Linked DNA regions of Homo sapiens: region 2 is linked to region 1. Evidence: read pairs that join two places in POLR2A ChIA-PET (ENCODE). Cell type or tissue: PC-9. All regions are shown on one strand. Each heading gives the region's core, and the rest is flanking DNA. Links, peaks and the distances in the headings are about the cores only.

Region 1 (12,844 bases), core at 2,567-10,566:
TGCAACGTCTTCTTCCGGGGTTCAAGTGATTCTCCTGCCTCAGCCTCCTGAGTAGCTGGGACTACAGGTGCCTGCCACCATGCCGGGCTAATTTTTTGTATTTTAGTAGACACAGGGTCTCACCATGTTGGCCGGGCTGGTCTCAAACTCCTGAGCTCAAGCGATCTGAACATCTTGGCCTCCCAAAGTGCTGGGATTATAGGCCTGGCTGGAAATTTATGTATTCTATTTTTACTTTTTAAGATGGAGTCTTGCTCTGTTGCCCAGGCTGGAGTGCAGTGGCATGATCTCGGCTCACTGCAACCTCCGCCTCCCAGGTTCAAGCAATTCTTGGGTCTCAGCCTCCCCAGTAGCTAGGATTACAGGCATGCGCCACCACACCCAGCTAATTTTTGTATTTTTAGTAGAGACGGGGTTTTACCATGTTGGCCAGGCTGGTCTCGAACTCCTGACCTCAAGTGATCCACCCTCCTCGGCCTGCCACAGTGCTGGGATTACAGGCATGAGCCACCATGCCTGGCCTTATGTATTTTAGATTGTGAATGTATTATACTGGATGAAAAAAATTACTAGAGAAACTCTACAAATACAAGATTGAGGGGGACATCAAGGAATGACTGCTTAAAAAATAGCTGAGCATCGTGGTACACACCTGTAATTCCAGCTACTTGGGAGGCTGAGGCAGGAGGATCGCTTGAGCCAATGAGTTTGACGCTGCAGTGAGCTATGATAGTGCCTCTGCACTCCAGCCTGGTTGACAGAGCGGGACCTCATTTCTTAAAAAAAAAAAAAAAAAAATAGGCCAGGCGCGGTGGCTCACGCCTGTAATCCCAGCACTCTGGGAGGCCGAGGCGGGCAGATCACGAGGTCAGGAGATCGAGACCATCCTGCTAACATGGTAAAACCCCATCTCTACTAAAAATACAAAAAATTAGCCAGGCTTGGTGGCGGGCACCTGTAGTCCCAGCTATTCTGGAGGCTGAGGGAGGAAAATGTCATGAACCCGGGAGGCAGATCTTGCAGTGAGCCTAGATCATGCCACTGCACTCCAGCCTGGGTGACAGAGCGAGCGAGACTCCGTCTCAAAAAAAAAAAAAATAAAATAAAATAAATAAATAAATAAATAAAAATAAGCAACAAAAAAAATGAGTACCAGGATTCCAGTTGGGGTGATAAAAAAATTTCTGGAACTAGATAGTGATGGTTGGACAACATTGTATTTAAAGCCACTGAGCTGTACACTTTAAAATGGTAATCTGTATTTTATGTACATTTTGCCACAATAATAATAATAAAAATAATAACTAAAAATAAGTGCACAAAGGGCCGGGAACGGTGGTTCATACCTGTAATTCCAGCACTTTTAGAGGCCAAGGCAGGCAGATCACCTGAGGCCAGGAGCTCAATACCAGGCTGGCCAACATGGTGAAACACTGTCTCTGCTAAAAATACAAAAAATTAGCCAGGCCTGGTGGTGCATGCTTGTGATCCCAGCTACGTGGGAGGCTGAGGCATGAGAATCACTTGAGCTTGGGAGGCAGAGGTTGCAGCGAGCAGAGATCACGCCATTGACTCCAGCTTGGGCGACAGAGGGACACGCTGCCTCAAAAAACGATAAAAAATAATAATAAAAATAAGAGCACCAAACATACATACACATACACAAATATAGATTTGTTATCTTCAGACAGAAAGAATCCATCCTAGCCTAATCTATTATTTTGTAAATATCTCACTAATAGATTAAGGTGTGTCCACAAATCTCTTAAGCGAGCAGACAGGTTAAATTAGCTAGTATAGATAAAACTTAGTATTAGAAACATTCACAAGGGCTGGGCATGGTGGCTGACACCTATAATCCCAGCACTTTGGGAGGCTGAGGCAAGCAAATGGCTTAAGCCCAGGAGGTCTGAGGCTGCAGTGAGCCACTGCACTCTAGCCTGGGCAATAAATGGAGAGCCTGCTTTATCCGCCACTCCCCAACCCCCACAAAAGGAAAAAAAAAAAAAATCCACAGGTATATGACAAATGCAAACAGAAGTTTCAAGGTTTATAAAGAACCTTAAAAAAAAGAAAAGACTACGAAAGAGTCAGAATTTACCAGTTCTATTTGTACAGAAGAGGAAAGAAGTCATCGAAATGGAAATAGATCATGGCTGGGTCTGGTAGCTCACACCTGTAATCTCAGTACTTTGGGAGGCTAAGGCAGGTGGATGACTTGAGGCCAGGAGTTTGAGACCATGTTGGCCAACATGGCGAAATCTTGTCTCTACTAAAAATTAAAAAAACAAAAATAGATCCTGGTAGAAAAAGATAAAATAGTAGGCTATATTTATGTGACAGGACAGTTTTTTGTGATGTTAATTTATTAATTGTAGCAGTGTGTTTTGCTCACTACAGTATTTCTCAGCCCCCACACAACCCCGCTCGCCCCACTCTACACAGGTCCTTTGTGTCTAGGTCTTTTGTAATTCCCTTCCTAGGAATTTTGCAAGAGGGAAAGCCAATAGCCGCTTAAAGCCAAACGCTCTTCCGGTCTTTTGTAAAAGTGTTAAAACCAGTGGAGAAAGGGAGGGAAGAAAGAGAGAGCTATCTGCCTGGGAGAGGAATGAAGTGGGAGTGGGGAAGACAAGGAAGGGTCCTGGAGTCTCATGAACTTTATTACTATTTTGGGGACCCAGGGAGGGGTAAAGACTTTAGAGTGGATGCTGGTGTTTAGGACCTCAAGGTGTTCTGCTTGGGCAAAAATGCCCACACCCCATGGAATAGAGTACTATTGCATGGTAGGGGACCACATGGCCTAAGGCCGGGATTTTTGGGCATTACAGGCTAGAAATGTGAGCTCTTCTGGTATCCCAGGTACCACATAGGCTGCCCTCAACAGTGATTGATTATTACATTCCTATCACTTTAGTTGAATGGAAGCCCAAATTTGGGAATAAAAGTAATATTTTCTTATTTTACATATGTGCTAATATTCATACTCAATATATTAGCTTCCTATGAATATCTTTTTGGAAATTTGATTGTAGTAGGCAGAATAATGGCCTCCCAAAGATGTTCCTAGAATCTGTAGATATGCTGCTTTACATGGTGTTATAAATAAAGTTTCGGTGCCACAAAAGAAATAGCACTCGAATATAAAATTTTATTTTTAATTCTTAGCAAGGCAATGTACTTCTATAGAAGGGTGCGCCCTTACAGATGGAGCAATGGTGAGTGCACACTTGGACAAGGGAGGGGAAGGGGTTCTTATCCCTGACGCATGTGGCCCCTGCTGCTGCGTCATTCCCCTATTCGCCAGGGTTAGACTGCACAGGCTAAACTAATTCCGATTGGCTAATTTAAAGAGAGTGACAGGTTGAGTGGTTTGGTGGGAAAAATTGTTATGGCAGAGCAGGAAATTGGAATGAGTCAGGGTGGAGAATGAGTCAGGGTGGAGAATGAGTCAGGGCGGAGCAGGTAATCAGAAGAGTCAGGGTGGAGCAGGTAATCGAAAAAGGTTGCTTCACAAGGAAGTTAAGTTTAAAAGTAGAAGGCAAAGAATTGAACATACTGACATATTAATTCTTTGAAGAGAAATTTAGAACTCATATCTAACAATGGTAAAGAGACTTTACAGATGGCATTAAGAACCTTCATGGTCTTAATGGGGAGATATAGTTCAAAGGGTACAAAGCTACAGTTATGTGGGATGATAAATCTAGAGATCTAATATACAGCATGAAGACTGTAATAAATAATATTGTATACTGGAAGGCTGGTAAGCAATAGATTTTAGGTGACCTTACCACAAAAAAAAAGGTAAGTATGTGAGATGACGAATATGTTCATCAGCTTGACTATTGTTATCACTTTATTATGTATATGTATATTGAAACATCATGTTGTACATCATAAATACATACAACAAAAATAAATATTAACGGCCGGGTGTGGTGGCTCATCCCAGCACTTTGGGAGGCTGAGTGGGCAGGATCACTTGAGCTCAGGAAGTTCAAGACCAGTCTGGGCAACATAGTGAAATCTTGTCTCTACTAAACATTTTTAAAATTAGCTGAGTGTGTTGATGTGTGCCTGTAGTCCCAGCTATTCTGAAGGTTGAGGAGGAAGGAATGCTTGAGAGCCCAGGAAATCGAGGTTGCAGTGAACTATGATGATGCCATTACACTCCAGCCTAGACAACAGAGCCAGACTCTGCCTTTCCGCCCCCTCCCCCTCCCCTGCAAAATGTATATACAAACAAAAACAGGCTAGGTACGGTAGCTTATGCCCATAATCCCAGCGCTTTGGGAGGCAGAGGTGAGTGGATCATCTGACGTCAGGAGTTCAAGACCAGCCTGGCCAACATGGTGAAACCCCGACTCTACTAAAAATACAAAAAAGTTAGCTGGGTGCAGTGATGCGCACCTGTAATCCCACCTACTCGGGAGGCTGAGGCATGAGAATTGCTTGAACCCAGGAGGTGGAGGTTGCAGTGGGCTGAGATCGTGCCATTGCATGCCAGTCTGGGTAACAAAGTGAGACTCCGTCTCAAGAAACAAAAACAAAGCAAAATAATAAGTAAGAGCAGTGGCTTAAGCCTGTAGTTCCAGCTACTTGGGAGGTTGAAGCAGAAGGATCCCTTGAGGCCAGGAGTTTGAGACTGGCCTGGGCAACGTAATGAGACTGTCTCTAAAAAAAAAAAAATTAAAATTAATAAATAAAGGCAAGTGTGTGTGTGTGTATTCATATATATATGATTCATATATGTGTGGATTCATATATATGTATATCTATCTATCTATCTATCTATCTATATATATATACACACACACATATATATATGAATTCAAGATGGGTAGGGGGTTATCCTATATCATTCCAATAAGAATAATTTAATAACAAGGGTTTTGTTTGTCTGTTTGTTTTAAGACAGGGTCTTGTTCTGTCGCCCAGGCTGGAGTTCAGTGGCATGATCTTGGCTCACTGAAACCTCTGCCTCCCGGGTTCAAGCAATTCTCCTACCTCAGCCTCCCAAGTAGCTGGGACTACAGGCGTGTGCCACCACACCCAGCTAATTTTTGTATTTTTAGTAGAGACGTGGTTTCACCATGTTGGCCAGGATGGTCTTGAACTCCTGAACTCAAGTAATCCACCCGCCTCGGCCTCCCAAAATGCTGGGATTGCAGGTGTGAGCCACCGCACCTGGCCATAACAAGGGTTTTTAAAAGCAGATGAATTAAGGAAAAGTGGAGATCGGACAGATGTGATATATAATAAGAAGGACTCAAGGCTGGCTTTGAAGATAGGGGAAGAGGCCATGAGCTAGGGAGTGTGAGGGCCTGAGAAGCTGGGAAATGAAAGAAGCTGAGAGCCTCCAGAAAGGAACACAACCCTACCAACATCTTGATTTTAGTCCAGTGAGAATAAAATCAGACTTCTAACCTACATGGCTGTAAAAGAGTAAATTTACCCAGGCTTGCGAGGTCTGAGGAAAACAAGAAGAAAAAAAAGTAAATTTGTTCGTTGTTAGCCACTAAGGTTATAGTAATTTGTTACAGCAGCAATAGATCATGAGCACATGGTTATGGAGCCAATTCCTTTCTATCTTCTTGTCTCTGCTCACTAGAAATGTCTTTATCCGTAATTTGGTTTTCATTAGAAGGATAGTAGCGTATATAAATGGCCACTCCCACTGCAAAATAAGAACACATTCTGGTTTGTAAATCATCCTTGGGAGGTTTTGGTTAACATGATTCAGTCCCTTAAGTCTGAGCATGGTGTCATTTCTGGAAATTTTAAGATGCCACTCAGGTAATGGGAATGTACCAAATTGAATTTCTGACCCTACCTGGTGGTACATTGACCCATCTTGTGAAGATCAGCTAGCTGGTTCGTTCCACCTTCAGCGATGACATTTTCTACTTGCAAATACCAAATGCCAGATGAACACATGTAAAGGATGTTAACAATACAAGCCAGAAAAATAATAAGGGCCAAAAAAAGTGCAGAGTAAAAGCTATTCAGAAAAATTTGAAGGAGAGCTCTCAAAGTCTTCTGATAGGGAGGACCTGAGAAGATTGCAAGGGAAGGAGGACTTAAATTAGGCATTTATACGAGTAAAACACCAGAGGCAAATGCAGTTAAGGCAGAAGAGATTAATAAAAGATTGAAAGGGCAGATTGAAATTATCTTCTGTGGGAATGTGATGGTTGAGGAATTTGGATTGGGCAACCAGGAGCTAACAAAGGTTTTAGGGAAGGATCACGATGAAAAGTTTGGGGAGATATTCACCTAGATCTGTGGGTTCTGTGAACTAGGCTAGCACTTAAATACAGTCTGAATTCAAACATGAAATGCAAAAAGACAACAGGGATTATCTGGGAGAATGAAGGACATGCTTTTGGTCTTTATTGCTCAAACCATGTCATGGCTAGATGTTCCTCTCAATTTGTGTTGAATAGATAGGATTTCTGTCACATTAGAGTATGAAGAGCATGAGAGTAAACAGTGCCCTCTGAAAAGGAAAATCTTTTAGCTTGAGCAAATTTATTTTTATTATTTATTTATTTTTTGAGACAGAGTCTCACTTTGCCACCCAGGCTGGAGTGCGATGGCATGATCTCAGCTCACTACAACCGCTGCCTCCCAGGTTCAAGCCATTCCCCTGCCTCAGCCTCCCGAGTAGCTGGGACTACTGAAGTGCACTACCATGTCTGGCTAATTTTCGTATTTTTAGTAGAGACAGGATTTTGCCATGTTGGCCAGGCTGGTCTCGAACTCCTGACCTCAGGTGATCCACCCACCTCGGCCTCCCAAAATGCTGGGATTACAGATGTGAGCCACCACACCCAGAATTTTTTTTTTAATTTAAAGGTTAAGGATGCACCGTGACATAGTCTCAGGAGGTCCTGATGACCTGTGCTGAGCCAATTTTAAAAGGAGCTCAAATTCTGAGGCCTGCAGGTTTACTTATTCCAGTGCTTCAGAGGCTAAAGTCCCTCTGGATTCTTAGCTGCATACAAATATTTATTTTGAAATTGAGCAAATTTGTAGAAAAATCTTGTGCCGAGTACTAGTCTCTAAATTATTTATGACTCCAAATTTTCTGCCAGTCTTGACTGTGGTCTGACCATAGATTTTATTTTATTTACTCGTTATTTATTTATTTATTTTTTGGAGACAGAGTTTCGCTCTTGTTGCCCAGGTTGGAGTGCAATGGTGCAATCTCGGCTCACTGCAACCTCTACCTCCCAGGTTTAAGTGATTCTCCTGCCTCAGCCTCCCGAGTAGCTGGGATTATAGGCATGTGCCACCACACCTAGCTAATTTTTTTTTTTTTTTTTTTTTTTTTTGAGACAGAGTCTCGCTCTGTCACCCAGGCTGGAGTGCTGTGGCATGATCTCAGCTCACTGCAAGCTCCTTCTCCCGGGTTCACGCCATTCTCCTGCCTTAGCCTCCCAAGTAGCTGGGACTACAGGCACCCGCCACCATGCCCAGCTAATTTTTTTTTGTATTTTTAGTAGAGACGGGGTTTCATCGTGTTAGCCAGGATGGTCTCGATCTCCTGACCTCGTGATTTGCCTGCCTCAGCCTCTCAAAGTGCTGGGATTACAGGCGTGAGCCACCGCATCTGGCCAATTTTTTTTTTTTTTTTTTTGAGACAGAGTCTCACTCTTTAACCAGGCTGGAGTGCAGTGGCACGATCTTGGCTTACTGCAACCTCTGCCTCCCGGGTTCAAGTGATTCTCCTGCCTCAGCCTCCCGAGTATCTGGGACTACAGGGCACACCACCACACCCAGCTAATTTTTGTATTTTTAGTAGAGACGGGGTTTTGGGCAGGATGGTCTCGATCTCTTGACCTCCTGATCTGCCTCGGCCTCCCAAAGTGCTGGGATTACAGGCGTGAGCCACCGCACCCGGTCAGCTAATTTTTGTATTATTAGTAGAGACAGGATTTCACCATGTTGGCCAGGCTGGTCTCGAACTCCTGACCTCAGGTGATCCACCACCTCTGCCTCCCAAAGTGTTGGGATTACAGGCATAAGCCACCGTGCCCGACCAAAATTTCTATGTATTAAGATAATACATGTACTTAAAAAAAATAGATATGTACTGTCCCACAGATCTGAGGCACCACAGTTTGCTTAGTTATCCCTTATTGTAGGCCATTTTGTTTGTTGGTTCATTCATTCATTAGTGGTAAAACTACCCAGGCTTTGTGCTCATTCTCAGCATGTGGACATAAGTTATAGCTCTTGCTGTCAAGGAATATATAGTCTAGGAGAGACAGATGTGGAAAACAAGTATAGTACAGTTATATATAATCAAGATGAACCTCAGTGTTCCAGGAATATCTACCATGCTCCAGTTCTTCCTGAGAGATTACACATTCCCCACCTCACTGACAATGGCAGTGAGCCCGGGACTAGGTTCCTTTCCCAGGGGGCTGTGAGCATCAAGGCTATGGGGAGGAGCACTGGCACTGTTAGGCAGAGGCTGCATTTGACACTTCTGGAGGGTAACCAAGGGTGATGGGTGCCAAATCTCCTACGACCAGGGGTCTCCTATTGCACTGACACTGCTGCAACTCAGTTTCAGCCGGAATTTGGCTGACTAGTGAATAGGCGCTGAGTTCTGAGATGGAGGTTCTAGTAATCCCCTAGGCCAGCCTCCAGTCAGCTGTGAAGGTGGTGGGGAGAAAAGGAGGCCAGATCATGCCAGGCCCAAACAGGGCTGTCAAGGGCAACAGGAGATATGGTATGGCAGGCATGATAGATACCTTCTGGGTATCTGAGTGATGAATAGATGGAGGTGGGAATGAAGGTGGATTTTGGTATTTTCTTAGAATGAAAGACAGCTGAGAATCTGCACATATAGGGTTGCCTAAAATACAAGACACTTGGTTATATTTTAATTCTAGGTAAACAACAAATTTTTTCTTAGGCTGGGTGCAGTGGCTCATGCCTGTAATCCCAGCAACTTTGGGAGGCTAAGGTGGGTAAATCACCTGAGGAAAGGAGTTTGAGACCAGCCTGGCCAACATAGTGAAACTCTGTCTCTACTAAACATACAAAAATTAGCTGGGCATGGTGGCAAGCGCCTGTAACCACAGCTACTGGGGAGGCTGAGGCAGGAGAATCACTTGAACCTGGGAGGTGGAGGTAGCAGTGAGCTGAGATTGAGCCATTGCACTCCAGCCTGGGTGACAGGAGCGAAATTTCATCTTGGAAAAAAAAAAGAAGAAAATATTATGTATTTAATGGCATTGTATGGTACCCATTGTTTTTTCATTTTACAATATATCCTGAATATTTTCTGGGTTACTCACCAGTCTACTCATATCTTAATGGCTACATGTTACATTGATGCACTGAAATAAAAAAAATCTCCCTTATAGAATAGTTGTTTCTTCTTCGTGGAGTTTTAAGATACAAATTAATCACACAATACTTAGAGGTGATCTATATTTACTAAAATCCCATTTAAAAAATTTCAAAAGCAGTATTTTGAAAAATAGGATAAAATAATCTTATTGCCCTAACACAATTCTCTGGCAATGTAGCTCTCTCTCTCTCTCTCTCTCTCTCTCTCTCTCTCTGTGTGTGTGTGTGTGTGTGTGTGTGTGTGTGTGTGTGTGTATTTAGGTTAGCTCTAGTTGCTAATGCAGTTGAATTATGTTACCTGGATACCTCTTGGAGAACCTGAGGTCATTTTGGCCTGATGCATTAATATTTAACAAGCCTGTGATTGATGGATTGATGCTAGCAAAATTAATTCAATCCACCTAGGTTTCTATCTGTTGGTAAAACAACAAGGCCATCCAGGGGTTAGAAAGCAAAGACTTCTGGGAGGAAACGATTGAAAGTGGTTGTGACCTCTAGAATCTGGAATTGGGTACCAGCTCCTCCATTGACCTTCTTTCACCTTTGTTCTCAGAAAAATGTCTCTTGATTGGCTGCTGATGGATTGGGTTGCCTCCATCCCTTATCTTTAACTAAAGTCTTGAACTCTCAGTAAATTAATAGACTGGCAGAGAAAACCCCTTTTTAGTTAAGAAGTACTGTAGTGTGAAAACTCTGGTCTTAGATATGGTGTTTAGTATGCATTGCAGATAATTAGTGTATCAGATATATGGATTGACTGAATATTCTGCTGAATTGACTAAATTGGTCTGTGTCATTCCCCAGTGACGTGGGGCCACCGTTCCTCTCTCACCTCTTTGCCTTTGGGTTCTGTTAAAGGAGGGTATTCTGGCATCATTCCCCATGCCACAGATGGGTGGGTTTGCAATCCATGGATCTCTTTTTGACGTAAAAAACATCAGCTCTGGTGCTTGCTTTGGCAGCACATATACTAAAATTGGAACGATACAAAGAAGATTAGCATGGCCCCTGCACAAGGATGACATGCAAATTCATGAAGCATTCCATATTTTTCCAATTAAAAACAACCGGCTGGGCGCGGTGGCTCATGCCTATAATCCTAACACTTTTGAAGGCCAAGATGGGCAGATCACTTGAGGCCAGGAGTTCAAGACTAGCCTGGCCAACATGGTGAAACCCCATCTTTACTAAAAATACAAAAAAAAAAAAAAAAAATTAGCCAGTCGTGGTGGTGGGTGCCTGTAATCCCAGCTACTTGGGAGGCTGAAGCAGGAGGATCACACCACTGCACTCCAGCCTGGGCAACAGAAGGAGACTCCATCTAAAAAAAAAAAAAATTAAAACAAACAAACCATATTAACTCTGGGATGTGGGCCACACCTTAATTGACATCAGCCACATGATTTTGTTCCCAGAAAGATGGTTCAGAACAGAGATATTGGCCAGGCATGGTGGCATATGCCTGTAATCCTATCACTTTGTGGGGCCAAGGCAGGTAGATGACTTGAGCCCAGGAGTTCAAGAACAGCCGGGCAACATGGCAAAACCCCGTCTCTAATAAAAATACAAAAAATTAGCCGGGTGTAGTGGTGTGTGCCTGTATTCCCAAATACTTGGGAAGCTGAAGTGGGAGGATCACTTGATCTTGAGGAGGCGGAGGTTGCAGTGAGCTGAGATCATGCCACTGCACTCCAGCCTGGGTGACAGAGTGAGACCTTGTCTCAGAAAAAAAAAAAAAAAAGAAGTCTTGGAAAAGCTAACATGAGAAAGTGTTAATGGGAGGACATGTGTAAACATAGTCAATCAATAATCCTTCCACAATATTTGATATGTCTAATCCTTACTAAAATATCATGAACCAATTGTAAATCTACATTTTAAGAAAGATTTGGAGAGCTCAGAGAAGCCAGAATGATTGAACAGGTGCTATATTGGTATATGAGAGAAGGTTAAAGGTTGGGGTTATTCCACTGGTAAAAGGGAAGGCTGGGAGCCGGGGGGGTGGCGGGGGAGCGGGTGGTGGTCACAAATGACTTCAAGCATTTGGAAGGTTAAAATAAGGCCCCTAACCGCTTTTTGTTTGTTTTTTAGAGACAGGGTTTCACTGTGTTGCCCAGGCTGGAATGCAGTGGCTATTCACAGGCATGGTCATAGAGCATAGCCCCAAATTCCTGGGCCCAAGCAATCCTTCTGCCTTAGCCTTCCAAAGTTTTTGCTGGGATTAAAGGTGTGAGCCACTGAGCCCAGCCTAATGTTATGAATTTCTTGGGTTTCTTTTCAGAGATAGCCTATCAATATACAAGCAAATATATATTTTTTTCTTTCCCTCTCCTCTTACCCCCTACCTCCCACCTGTTTTTTACACAGTTGCTTGCCTTTTACACTTTCCAATGTATCATGGCAATTTTCCCTGTCAGTATAAATATCTTCCTTTTAAAGGACTGACTAGTATTCCATTGTACAGTGGAGCATAATTTATTTCACGGGCCTCCTTCTGATGGACATGTGAGTCTAACCTTTTGTTAATACAAAAAAGATTGCTATTAATATTCTTGAAGACACATAATTTTCCACATATGTATATATGAATAGGATAAATATCTAGTTACAATGTTGAGTCAAAGGGTATGTCTATATGTCATTTAAAAAATGATTTGTTTTACATTGTGGTAAAAAAACACATATCATAAAATTTACTATCTTAACTTTTTTTACACGTACAGTTAGTATTAAGTGCACTATTATTGCAAATGTACATATATCATTTTGACAAACAATGCCAAATTGCCCTCCATGGTGACTGTACCTATTTATCTGTTTACTAACATCATATGAGAGACGGCCCCTCATGTAGATAGTATTGAAAAGTAGAGCACCTGTGATAACTAGGAGGTGATATAGCAGAGAAGAAGAGACACAGCTTCTGGAATCTAATCCTAGATCTGATGATGACCAGCTGTGTGTACTCTTGGGTATTACTTTAATTCTCTCAGGTTTAGTTTTTACCTAACCTCATAGAGTTGTCAAGTTCTTGACTATTCACAATAGTCAAGAAAGAAATGGAAGCAAACCAAAATGTCCATCTGTGGATGAATGGATAAACAAAATGTGGTATATACATGCAATGGAATGTTATTTAGCCTGAAAAAATAGAAGCAGCCTGGGCGAGATGGCTCATACCTGTAATCCTAGCACTTTGTGGGGCAGAGATGGGAGGAATGCTTGAGGCAAGAGTTCAAGACCAACCTGGCCCACATGATGAGATGCTGTCTCTATTGAAAAAAAGAAAATTAGGCTGGGCGCGGTGGTTCATGCCTGTAATCCTAGCACTTTGGGAGGCTGAGGCAGGCGGATTACTTGAGGTCAGGAGTTTGAGACCAGCCTGGCCAACATGGTGAAACCCCTGTCTCTACTAAAAATACAAAAATTAGCCAGGCCTGGTGGTGCACACCTGTAACTCCAGCTACTTGGGAGG
Region 2 (12,844 bases), core at 2,538-10,537, 460 kb before region 1:
GAGAGACTCTCTTCCTTGTAGAAATTAACAAGCTGATTCTAAAATTTATGTGAAAACTCAAGGGATTCAGAATAGCCAAAACAATTTTGGAAGACAACAAAGTTAGAAGATTTACACTTTCCCATTTCCAATCTTACTACAAAGCTACAATAGTCAAGACAGTGCAGTACTGGTATAAGGATAGACATACAGATCAATGGAACAGGATTGGGAGTCCAGAAATAAACCCACATTTCTATGGTCAACTGATTTTCATCAAGGGTGAAAAAGAATAGTCTTTTCTACAAATGGCACTAGGATAGCTAGACAGGCTAATGCAAAATAATCAAGTTGGATCCTTACATCACACCATATGTAAAAATTGATGCAAAATGGATCAAAGACCTAAATGTAAGAGTCAAAACTGTAAAACTCTTACAAGAAAGCATAGGGGTAAATCTTCGTGACCTTGGATTTGGCAAGGATTCTTAGATAAGACAATAAAAGCACAAGCAACAAGCAAACAAATAAATAAATTGGACACCAAAATTAAAAACTTTTATGCTTCAAAGAACATCAAGAAAGTGAAAAGATAGCTTACAGAATGTGAGAAAATGTTTACAAAGTATGTATCTGATAAGGAAACGTGTATCCAGAATGTATAAAGAATGCCTACAACTCAACATTTAAAAGAAAAATAACCCAATTTTTAAAATGGTGAAAGACTTGAATAGACATTTTTCCAAAGAAGATATACAAATGGTCAGTAAGCGCATGAAAAGTTGCTCAACATCATTGGCCATCAGGGAAATGCAAATCAAAACCACAGTGAGATATCACTTTAACGCTCAGTAGAATGGCTATAAGCAAAAAGCTACATAACAACAAATGTTGCCAAGGATGTGGAGAAATTGGAACCCTCTACACTGCTGATGGGAATGTAAAATAATGCAGCCACTTTGAAAAGCCACCTGTCAGCTCTTCAAAAAGTTAAACATATAGAGTTACCATATGACCCAGATATATACGCAAAAGAATTGAAAACAGGTACTCAAACCAATACTTGTACACAAATGTTCATAGCAACACTATTCACAATAGCCAAAATGTGGAAACAACCCAAATGTCTATTGACTGATAAATGGAGAAAGAAAATGTCGTATGTCTATACCGTGGAATATTAATCAGTCACAAAAAGGATGAACCTTGTAAATATTTTGCTAAGTGAAAGAAGCCAGACACAAAAGATCACACGCTGCATGACTCTATTTATATAAAATATCCAGAATGGGTAAATCCATAGCAACAGAAAGCAAATTATAAATTGTTAGGGACTGGCCAGGTGCAGTGGCTCATGCCTGTAATCCCAGCACTTTGGGAGGCCAAGGCGGGTGGATCACTTGAGGTCGGGAGGTCAAGACCAGCCTGGTCAACATGATGAAAACCAGTCTCTACTAAAAGTACAAAAATTAGCCGGGCATGGTGGTGCATTCCTGTAATCCCAGCTACTTGGGAGGCTGAGGCACAAGAATCGCTTGAACCTAGGAGGTGGAGGTTGCAGTGAGCTGAGAACACGTTACTGCACTGCACTCCAGCCTGGGCAACAGAGCAAGACTCTGTCTCAAAAAAAAAAATTCTTCAGGACTGGAGAGAAGAAAATGTGACTGCATAATGGATGTGTGCATAATGGATGTGTGGTTTTTGTTTGGGGTAATGAAAATGTTTTGGAGCTTGATGAAGGTGATGGTTGCACAACATTGTGAATGCACTAAATGTCATTAAATTGTACACTTTTGTTAATTTTCTTATGTGAATTTCACTTTCAATAAAAAATGAAGGCTGGTCATGGTGGCTCATGCCTGTAATCCCAGCACTTTGGGAGGCCAAGGAAGGAGGATTGCTTGAGCCCAGGAGTTCAAGACCGGCCTGGGCAACATACCGAGACCCTATCTCTACAAAAAAAATTAATAAAAATTTTAAAAAGGAATGAAGTAGATATGTGCTACAACACGGATAAACCTTGAAAACATGCTATGTGAAAGAAGACAATCACAAAAAGTCACATATGATTCCATTTTTATAAAATGTCCAGAATGGTCAAATATATAGAGACAGACAAGATTAGTGGTTGCTTAGGGAAGGAGAGAGAAGAATGATATGGGCACCTGGGATGATAGCTAAAGGTTACAGAGTTTCTCTTTGAGGTGATGAAAATGTTCAAAACTGATTGTGGTAATGGTTGCATAAGTCTGAGAGTATACTTAAAACCACTGGATTGTACCATTTAAATGGGCGAATTGTATGATATGTGGATTATATTGCAAGAAAACTGTTTCAAAAAGGCCAGTATTGCATCAAATTGCATTTGGGTAATAGAAATATAACCCACAATCTCACCAATTTATCCTAACAGCTACATCATTTTGTTTAATCTCTTCTTGTGTTTGCCTGGGTGTGTATATCCATCATGCATAGGGTAGTGTTATTATCTGCTTTTTTACAGACAGACAAACTGAGACCCAGAGACGGCACTGTGTCTAAGAGCAACAGAAAAAGTGGTTTGAGCAGTGTGCTCTTGATGACAGTGTTGCTGTGTTAAACGAATTAATACATGAAAGGACTTGGAATACTGCTTGACATATCGTAAGTGCTCAAAAATGTTAGCTATTATTAGTAGACCACATGAAAGACTTTTAGAAATAACTGTATTGTGCTTATTCCCATTTTTGGCTTGGCTCACGTTATTCCCCCACCTAGATGGTTGCCTTTTGTTTGCTGCCTATTGAAATTGTTCCCTTGTTCAAGGCCCTGCTCAAATCTCCTCTTTCATGAAGCTGCTGACCTCTTCTTTCTGTGTGGTATTGTGCTCACAACATTGGCACACTTTAGCAGTCTCATGTTCTCATTGTTTTGTTGTTATTGGTCTTGTTTCTGTGACCAGCTCTTCTGCTCTATTAGAAATATTAGAAATATATTGTTGGCCAGGCACGGTGGCTCACGCCTGTAGTCCCAGCATTTTGGGAGGCCAAGGTGGGCGGATCACAACGTCAGGATTGAGACCATCCTGGCCAACATGGTGAAACCCCCGTCTCTACTAAAAATACAAAAATTAGCTGGTGGTGTGGTGGCACATGCCTGTAGTCCCAGCTACTTGGGAGGCTGAGGCAGGAGAATTGCTTGAACCTGGGAGGTGGAGGTTGCAGTGAGCTGAGATCGCGCCACTGCACTCCAGCCTTGCAACAGAGCGAGACTCAAAAATAAATATTTTTTTGGCTGGGAGTGGTGGCTCACACCTGTAATCCCAGCACTTTGGGAGGCCGAGAAGGTGGGCAGATCACCTGAGGTCAGGAGTTCGAGACCAGCCTGGCCAACATGGTGAAACTCCGTCTCTACTAAAAATACAAAAATTAGCTAGGTGTGGTGGCACGCGCCTGTAATCCCAGCTACTCAGGAAGCTGAAGCACGAAAATCTCCTGAACTCGGGAAGGCGGAGGTTGCAGACTTTAGTTCATTTTTGAATGGCAGATATAACTGTTGGTTGTTTTAATCATGGCACTTTTATGTGTCTAATATATTTGCCCAAATTTAAAAAAATTAAGAGAAAGAAATGTAGGCAACTGTCAGAATTAGTATATATCACGAACAAGTACTTGAAGGGATCTCTCAAGTGTATTCATTTTTAGCCATGATTAGTCATATAATACCATAAGTATATGTAGTTATATACCAAGGGAAGAAAGCTGACTCTTCCCAGTAAGTGATGGAACTGAGTACTTTTAAATGACATCTAGTTTTGTCCAATGAATAAGAGTTAATGCCTCTCTGACAGTGGCTCTGGATTTGGGCCTAATGACAGCATTTTTTAGAGGTAACCAGGTGACTCTGTTGTGCAGACAGGTTGAAAACTATACTGTTATGTGACATGATAATCGTTAAAAGACCAACACTGTAAGCCACAGCTAGAAATGTGTTCAGGAGCATAAAAAAATCAGGAAAGCATAGATTCTTTATACCAGAGCACTATCATTAGGTGGTGCTAAAAGTGCAGGAAAACCACATTAAGCTCTAAGTTTGGCCTGCCTCAGCCCACGTGTATATCATTTGTAGAAGGAAACAGAATACTGGGAAATAGCTGATAAGAGAAATTATAGCTAAAATACGTAGGGAATTATAGAAAGCAAATATGAAAAGGGAAAGAAAGCAGAAAAAGAACAAAGAAAACCACTTACAAGATGGAGTTTAAATCTGATGCTCTTCAGTGCCAGAATTGCCTGTTTTCAGAGTCATGCTTTTGTATATTAATAACACAGGTTCTCTAAGCATTTAGAAGTCTCTTATAGTTCTGAAAATTGAGAAAGGAAAAAAGTTTAAAGAGTCTAAAAAAATCAAGGTTGGGCGCATTGCCTCAGGCCTGTAATCCCAGCACTCTGGGAGGCCGAGGCGGGCGGATCACCTGAGGTCAGGAGTTCGAGACCAGCCTGGCCAACATGGTGAAACCTGTCTCTACCAAAACTACAAAAATTAGCTGGGCATGGTGGCACATGCCTGTAGTCCCAGCTACTCGGGAGACTATGGCAGGAGAATCACTTGAACCTGGAAGGTGGAGGTTGCAGTGAGCCAAGATCGCACCACTGTACTCCAGCCTGGGCAACAGAGCGAGACTCGTCTGAAAAAAAAAAAAAGAAAAAAGAATCTAAACAAATCAATATAAGTGATGGCAGCCAAGCGCAGTGGCTCACGCCTGTAATCCTAGCAGTTTGGGAGGCCGAGGTGGGTGGACCACGAGGTCAGGAGTTCAAGACCAGCCTAACATGGTGAAACCCTGTCTCTACTAAAAATACAAAAATTAGCTGGGCATGGTGGCATGCGCCTGTAATCCCAGCTACTCAGGAGTCTGAGGCAGGAGAATCACTTGAACCCGGGAGGCAGAGGTTGCAGTGAGCCGAGATGGTGCCACTGCACTCCAGCCTGGGCGACAGAGCGAGACTATGTCTCAAAAAAAAAAAAAGATGATGGCAAGCAAACTGATGCAAACTCTTAAAGAATACTGAGGCTAGGCTGGGCGTGGGGGCTCATGCCTGTAATCCCAGCACTTTGGGAGGCCGAGGTGGGTGGATCACGAGGTCAGGAGTTCAAGACCAGCCTGGCCAAGATGGTGAAACCCTGCACCTACTAAAAATAAAAAAAATTAGCCAGGCGTGATGGCAGGTGCCTGTAATCCCAGCTACTTGGGAGGCTGAGGCAGAGAATTGCTTGAACTTGGGAGGCGAAGGTTGCAGTGAGCCGAGATCACGCCACTGCACTCCAGCCTGTGCGACAGAATGAGACTGTCTCCAAAACAACAACAACAACAACAACGATAATAATAATAATAATAATAATGAGGCTCACACCTGTAATCCCAACACTTTGGGAGACCAAGGTAGGAAGATCGCTTGAGAATGTGAGACAAGCCTAGGAAAACATAGTGAGACTCCATTTCTACAAAAAAAAAATTAGCGGGGCATGGTGGTGTATGCCTGTAGTCCCAGCTACTCAGGAGGCTGAGGTGGGAGGCTCACTTAAGCCCAAGAGGTCAAGGCTGTAGTGAGTGATAATCATGCCACTGTATTCCAGTCTCCAGTCTGGGCAACAGAACGAGACCCTGTCTAAATAATAATAATAATAATAATAATGAAATGTTTCTCCTTTTAGTAAATATTTTTAAGTTGGCAAAACGACATCTCCTAAATATGTAAATTAAGGTATAGAGTACATAGCCTGCTAAACTCTGCACACTGTCTTTACTGTAGTTATCTGAAGAACTACCACCCTTTTTCTTCCTATCCAGGTGAGGCAGAGACACAAAGATATGGAAGAACATTGGACAGATTTACATCGATATATTAATTAAGGTGATTTCAGAGTTGGAGCAGGAGAGGAAGCCTTATAGATATTTTTTTTTCTTTTTGCTTGCTTGTATTTTCTTTTTAATTATTATTCAGTATTTCAAGTAGACAGAAAAGTACAGAGGATAATACAACAAATATCCAGGTACCCACCACCCAGCATTTTTACATAGTAGCATTTGATGTTTTGAAATAAGACATAAAACATTCCAAATACCCTATCACCGAGGATCCTGCATCCTCTTCTTTTCCCAGAAGTGAACATTTCTCTGAATTTGATGCTTATTATGCCCATGCATGTTGTTATACTTTTACTACATATTTTATGTAGCTACAGCATAATATGCTATGTTTACTTTATATAGTGACCTCATACTATACATATCCTCATGCAATTTTTTAGACTCTGTTTGAGAATTATATATTTTGATTCAGGTAGCTTAAGTTTATTTTAGCTACTCAGTAGTAATGTATTCTATTAATCTACTAATATATATTTCTTGTCTATGGACATTGAGGTTATTTTCAGTTTTTTCTTTAATGTTGTAGCAAAAACTTTCACTCATTTTTCTTGTGCCTACATGGGTATACACATTGTGAACTTGACTAAACATTTGCAAAAAGTTTTCTCCGGCGTTGTACCAGCTTAGGCTCACAAGCAGCATATGAAAGTCCCAGTTGTTCTGTTTCCTCACCAAAAATCGGGGTTATATCAGTCAGAATAACTAAATTATGCTACAGTAACACAATCACAAAAATCTCAGTGTCTTAATTCAACGGTCTATTTCTTCTTCATGAAGTTTTGTTATCATAGTCACTCAGGGACCAGGGCTGATGGAGCTTCCATCCTGACACCTGCTTCAATGAAGTAGGGGAAAAAACTGACTAAAGGGCTCAAATTTGGCTCTTCCCAATTTCTGCACACAAGTGACGATATCAATTCTGCTCACAATTAGTTGGCTCACACTTGTTTTAACAAGTCTTGTGACCACATCTAACTTCAAAGAGTTCCCACTCCTACCTTTAGGATCTGAATGTCTGTGAATGATGACTGCAGGTACTGATAAACAATACTTTTTCTAGTGCAGTGAGTATGAAATAGTCTCTTTATTTTTATTTATATGTCCTGATTATTTATGAGGTTGAACATACATTCATTAAGTTTGTTGGTCACTTATGTTTTCTTTTTTGAAAATTACCTGCTTATATCCTTTGCCCATTGTCTTAGTCCATTTATGCTGCTATAACAGAATACCCCAGAGTGGGTAACTTATAAAGAACAGAAATGTATTTCTCACAGCTCTGGAGGCTGGGAAGTCTAAGCTCAAGTAACTGGCATTTGGTCTGGTGAGGGCCTTCCTGCTGTGTCCTCACAGGGCAAAAGATGGAAAGGCAAGCTAGGTAAATGCTGCATGGAGCCCTTTTCCTTCTTTCCTTCTTTCCTTCCTTCCTTTTTCTTTCTCTTTCTCTCCCTCCTTCCTTCCTTCTCTCCTTCCTTCCTTCCTTCGTTCCTTCCTTCCTCCTTCCCTCCCTCCTCCCTCCCTTCCTTCTCTTTTTTCTTTCTCTCTTTTTCTTTCTTTTCTTCTTTCCTCTCTTTCTTTCCCTTTCCTTTCCCTTCCTTTCCTTTTCCCTTTCCTTTTCTTTCGTTTTTGACAGAGTCGTACTCTGTCGCCCAGGCTGGAGTGCAGTGATGTGATCATGGCTTACTGCAGCCTTGATCTTATCTGGCTCAGGTGATCCTCCCACCTCAGCCTCCCAAATAGTTGGGACTACAGGTGCACACCACCACATTCAGCTGATTATTTTTTTCTATTTTTTATTTTTTATTTTTTTGTAGAGACAAGGTTTTGCAATGTTGTCCAGGCTGGTCTCAAACTCCTGGGCTCAAGTGATCAGCTCACCTCAGCCACTCAAAAGTATTGGGATTACAGGTGTGAGCCACCACAGCTAGCCCTTTTGCCCTTTTTTTTTTTGAGATGGAGTCTCGCTCTGTCACCCAGGCTGGAGTGCAGTGGTGCGATCTTGGATCACCGCAAGCTCCGCCTCCTGGGTTCACGCCATTCTCCTGCCTCAGCCTCCTGAGTAGCTGGGACTACAGGCACCCGCCACCACGCCCAGCTAATATTTTGTATTTTTAGTAGAGACGGGGTTTCACCGTGTTAGCCAGGATGGTCTCGATCTCCTGACCTCGTGATCCACCCGCCTCGACCTCCCAAAGTGCTGGGATTACAGGCGTGAGCCACCGCGCCCAGCCTAATGCTCATATATTATTTATCTTTTGGCCCAGTAATGCAACTTCTAGGAATTTACTATGAAGATACAACTTGACAAATATAAAACAATACAAGCATAAGACTACTCATTGTAGAGTTATTTATACACAATAGCAATAATGTGGAAACAACTCAAATGTCCATCAGCAAGAGACTGGGTTGAATAATAGGACATCAGCACTCTGGAGTATTGCACAGCTATTAAAAAAACAAGGACAGGCTTTGCACAGTGGCTCACTCCTGTCATGCCAGCACTTTGGGAGGCTGAGGTGGGAGGAAAGCTTGAGCCCAGGAGTTCAAGACCAGCCTGGGCAACATAGTGAGATGTCATCTCTACAAAAAATAAAATTACCTGGGTATGGTGGCACATCCTGTGGTCCCAGCTACTTAGGAGGCTGAGGTGGGAGGACTGCTTGAGCCCAGGAGGTTGAGGCTGTAGTGAGGTGAGATCATGCCACTCAACCTGGGTGACAGAACAAGACCCTCAAAAAAAAAAAAAAAAAAACAGAGCAAGGACAATGATGATTTCTGTGAATTGATATGGAAAGAAAGAACTATATAGAGCAAGATAATTTTGTTCAAGAAATACAAACAAGACTCTAATAGATTCTCTTTAACAGTACAGTCCATTTACTATTTCAGTTAACAGTATGTTTACATTAGTCCAAAAACAAATATATGTATTTATTTTTGCAAAAAGAAACAGAGATGTAGCTGGGCATGATGGCTCACGCCTGTAATCCCAGCATTTTGGGAGGCCGAGGTGGACGAATCACGAGGTCAGGAGTTCGAGACCAGCCTGGCCAACATGGTGAAACCCCGTCTCTACTAACAATACAAAAAATTAGCTGGGCATAGTGGTGGGTGACTGTAATCCCAGCTACTCAGGAAGTTGAGGCAGGAGAATTGCTTGAACCTGGGAGGCGGAGGTTGCAGTAAGCTGAGATTGCTCCACTGCACTCCAGCCCAGGCGACAGAGTGAGACTGCATCTAAAAAAAAAAAAAAGAAAAAGAAACAGAGATGTACCAAAAATAATGAACTAGGTTATCTCTGGGGGACAGAGGAAGGAATAGGTGGAAGGGATAGAGCTGAGGAAGCTAGACTTTTCTAAGCATAACTTTTTACATAGTTTTGACTTAAAAAAATTTTAACTTTGAAATTATAGATTAAAACCAGGTGTGGTGGCTCATGCCTGTAATCCCAGCACCTTGGGAGGCCGAGGTGGGCAGATAGCTTAACTCAGGAGTTCAAGACCAGCCTAGGCAACATGGCAAAATCCCATCTCTACAAAAAATACAAAAATTAGCCAGGCGTGGTGTTGTATGCCTGTAGTTTCAGCTACTTAGGGGGCTGAGGCAGAAGGATCCCTTGAAACAGGGAGGTCAAGGCTGCAATGAGCAGAGATCGTACCACTGCACTCCAGGCTGGGCAACAGAGTGAGATCCTGTCTCAAAACAAACAAAAACAAAAAAATGTGACTTGCAAAATAATGCATTGGAGTTACTGCTCTCTTAATACAAATGCTTTGAATTGTGTCTCTGCTTGTCACCCCTGGCCTCTTTTACACCCTGGGGCAATGTGCCATTGTTAGACAAGGAGGATATGTATACCTTCCTTTTGGAAAAAGGATGACTGTAAAAGCAGAAATAAGAAAAGAGAAGCTGTGCCCACAACACTAACATGCTTTTAGGCAAGTCAATTTTAGGAAAGAGTTTATATGAAACTGAAGATCTGGGAATTGATCCCTTAAGAACAAAGTCTGAGTACCCTTTGAAGTCCACTGGTATACCCGTGCCTTTTTGCCTACTCCTTTTTATTCTTACAACCTACTCCAATTGCACCTCTGTCTCCACAACTCAATTGAACATACTTTACAAAGGCCATCAATGACATGCACATTGCTAAACATACACAAAAAATCATGAGCAAGTAGTTACAAGCTTTAGGACAGATATAAAAAGAAATTCTAACGCAGAAATTTTATCCAAAGTTTCATCCATTTTATAATCAATATTAGTAAAAAAGACCAAGACACATGGGCTGGGTGCGGTGGCTCATGCCTGTAATTACAGCACTTTGGGAGGCCGAGGTGGGTGGATCACCTGAGGTCAGGAATTTGAGACCAGCCTGGCCAACAGGGTGAGACCCCATCTCTACTTAAAACACAAAAATTAGCAGGGCATGGTGGTGCACACCTGTTGTCCCAGCTACTTGGGAGGCTGAGACAGGAGAATCTCTTGAACCTGGGAGGCGGAGGTTGCAGCGAGCCAAGATCACGCCACTGCACTCCAGCCTGGGTGACAGACTGAGACTCTGTCAAAAACAAAAACAAAACAAAACAAAAAGACTTAAGACATGGAGTACATTAGTTTAGGGACAGGTCTCCTGATCTAGCCGGCTCCAAGCAGGAGTGAGATAGTTGTGCAGGGGTGCATTTAAGCAAACCTGGCTGGTCCATTTTCTGAACTAGCCAGTCCACTAGAATTTTGATGAAGCATCTCATCAGGTATGGACATGTTGACTAAGAGTCAACTCTGTAAAATGTTTGAAGAGATTTATTCTGAGCCAAATATGAGTGATTATGACCCGTGACACGGCCCTCAGGAGGTCCTGAGAACATGTGCCCAAGGTGTTCGGGGCACAGCTTGGTTTTATACATTTTAGGGAGGCATGAGACATCAATGAAATACGTTTAAGAAATAACATTGGTTTGGTTCAGAAAGATGGAGCAACTCAAAGCAGGGATTTCCAGGCTATAGGTAAAGGTAAACATTTTCTTTTTTTTTTCTGTGATGGAGTCTCACTTTGTTGCCCAAGCTGGAGTGCAGTGGCACGATCTCTGCTTACTGCAACCTCTGCCCGCCGGGTTCAAGCAATTCTCCTTCCTCAGCTTCCCAAGTAGCTGGGACTACAGGTGCATGCCACTACGCCCGGCTAAATTTTTGTATTTTAGTAGAGACGGGGTTTCACCATGTTGCCCAGGCTGGTCTCGAACTCCTGAGGTCAGGCAATCTGCCCGCCTTGGTCTTCCAAAGTGCTGGGATTAGAGGCATGAGACACTGTGCCCAGCCAATTTAAACATTTTCTAATTGACAAATGGTTGAGTTCACAATTGTCTGAAGACCTGGGATCAATAGGAAGCACATGTTCAGGTTAAGATAAAAGATTATAATACTTCAAAAGGTTCTTTTGAAGTCTTATAATGGCTACCCTTAGAGATGATAGATGACAAATGTTTCCTATTCAGACCTTTAAAACAATGCTAGACTCTCAGTCTCTTCAGGATTGGGAGGGCCTGGAAGAAAAAGATCTAGCTGTGTTAATAGAGATTCTTTACAGATGCATATTTTCCCCCACAAAGCACAGCTTTGCAGGACCATTTCAAAATATGGCAAAGAAACATGTTTTGGGGTAAAATATTTTGACTTTCTTCTTTGTCACATGTCATGCCAGAGTCAGACTGGAAAGCAAGTCACCATATATAGGGTTAAATAAAACTCATCTGATGAGAATTTATGGTTTGTTGGGCATGACTCCCCAGGCCCCTTAGATAGGAATTTGGGCCAGATTAAAAAAAAAAAAAAAAATCAAAGCTTAGTCCTGAGGCAGCTTCTGAAATGGTGGGAAAAAATGTGAGTTTTGAGGAAACATTTGGTTCAGCCATTGTTCTTAAGAGATACTGACATTTCAACCTACTATAAAGAGGGAAATTTAAAGTATTAAAGTATTAATGAGTTGGTAGGACCCGCTTTTCTTTTTTTTTTTTTTTTTAATTCACTGGCCCCGAAAGAAACTTCTCTGTCAGGCCACAATATAACCAGATACCAGACACACGAGATGTTTTGGAGGGAGGGTGGTGGAGCCAAGATTGCAGCTCCTTATTGAGGAAAACAGTCCTCAGAGATCCAGAGTCATTTCTCCTGTGTTCAGCTTGAAAACCTTGGGCAACTTCTGGAGATTTCAACGTCTCACAGAGTGCGGAAACATGACTGGCGCAGCATCCTTTCCGGAATTGGTGATGTCCTTCCTGTAAGGGTTGATTTTCCATCTCATCAACCAAATCGGGAAAGCCGCAGCATCCTTTTCTCCAAGAATGACAGGTGGTTTATCTCAGGCTTTTCTGTCCCGGCGCCTTTCTCTCCAATGCAGTCTATGGAATATATATATAGAGAGAGAGCGTGAGAGAGAGAGAGACGGAGTCTCGCTCTGTCGCCCAGGCTGAAGTGCAGTAGCGCGATCTTGGCTCACTGCAAGCTCCGCCTCCCGGGTTCACGCCGTTCTCCTGCCTCAGCCTCTCGAGTAGCTGAGACTACAGGCGCCCGCCACCACGCCCAGCTAATTTTTTTGTATTTTTAGGAGAGATGGGGTTTCACCGTGTTAGCCAGGATGGTCTCGATCTGCTGACCTCGTGATCCGCCCGTCTCGGCCTCCCACAGTGCTGGGATTACAGGCATGAACCACCGCGTCCGGCCTGGAATATTTTAAAATATGCAGATTATTAACCCCGACACTTTTGAAAGTCCTTTGTAACCAACTTCCTCCTCAATATAAAATATTAATGTAATTTGGCCGGGTGAGGTGGCTCACGCCTGTAATTCTAGCACTTTGGGAGGCCGAGGCGGGTGGACTGCCTGAGCTCAGGAGTTTGAGACCAGCCTGGGCAACACGGTGAAACTCCGTTTCTACTAAAATACAAAAAATTA

Evidence for each region. Peaks named below come from ENCODE experiments on the same cell type or tissue, not always from the same donor. Only the 100,000 strongest peaks of a DNase experiment are listed, where the experiment ranks them.
Region 2: POLR2A ChIA-PET joins it to region 1 with 10 read pairs; 2 of 35 experiments call an interaction of 5 or more read pairs at or near these places.

The regions. Positions count from the first base shown.
Region 1 is chr2:61,595,301-61,608,144 of GRCh38, forward strand. It overlaps the pseudogene RNU6-1145P. Among named protein-coding and RNA genes, the nearest start is that of XPO1, 63 kb to the left of the region's middle. RefSeq lists enhancers at 1,399-1,963, 2,528-3,093. In PC-9, for the core only: no CTCF peak of the experiment used is centred there; a DNase peak (open chromatin) is centred at 3,481; H3K27ac peaks cover 1,106 bases.
Region 2 is chr2:61,131,655-61,144,498 of GRCh38, forward strand. It overlaps C2orf74-DT (C2orf74 divergent transcript), which reads right to left. Exons shown (of 2, transcript NR_036496.1): 2 at 9,938-12,291. It overlaps LOC105374759 (a long non-coding RNA gene), which reads right to left and starts at 8,530. Exons shown (of 3, transcript XR_940137.1): 1 at 8,493-8,530; 2 at 4,209-4,321. It also overlaps a transcript of SANBR not described here. RefSeq lists an enhancer at 12,534-12,844. In PC-9, for the core only: a CTCF peak has its summit at 4,039; no DNase peak of the experiment used is centred there.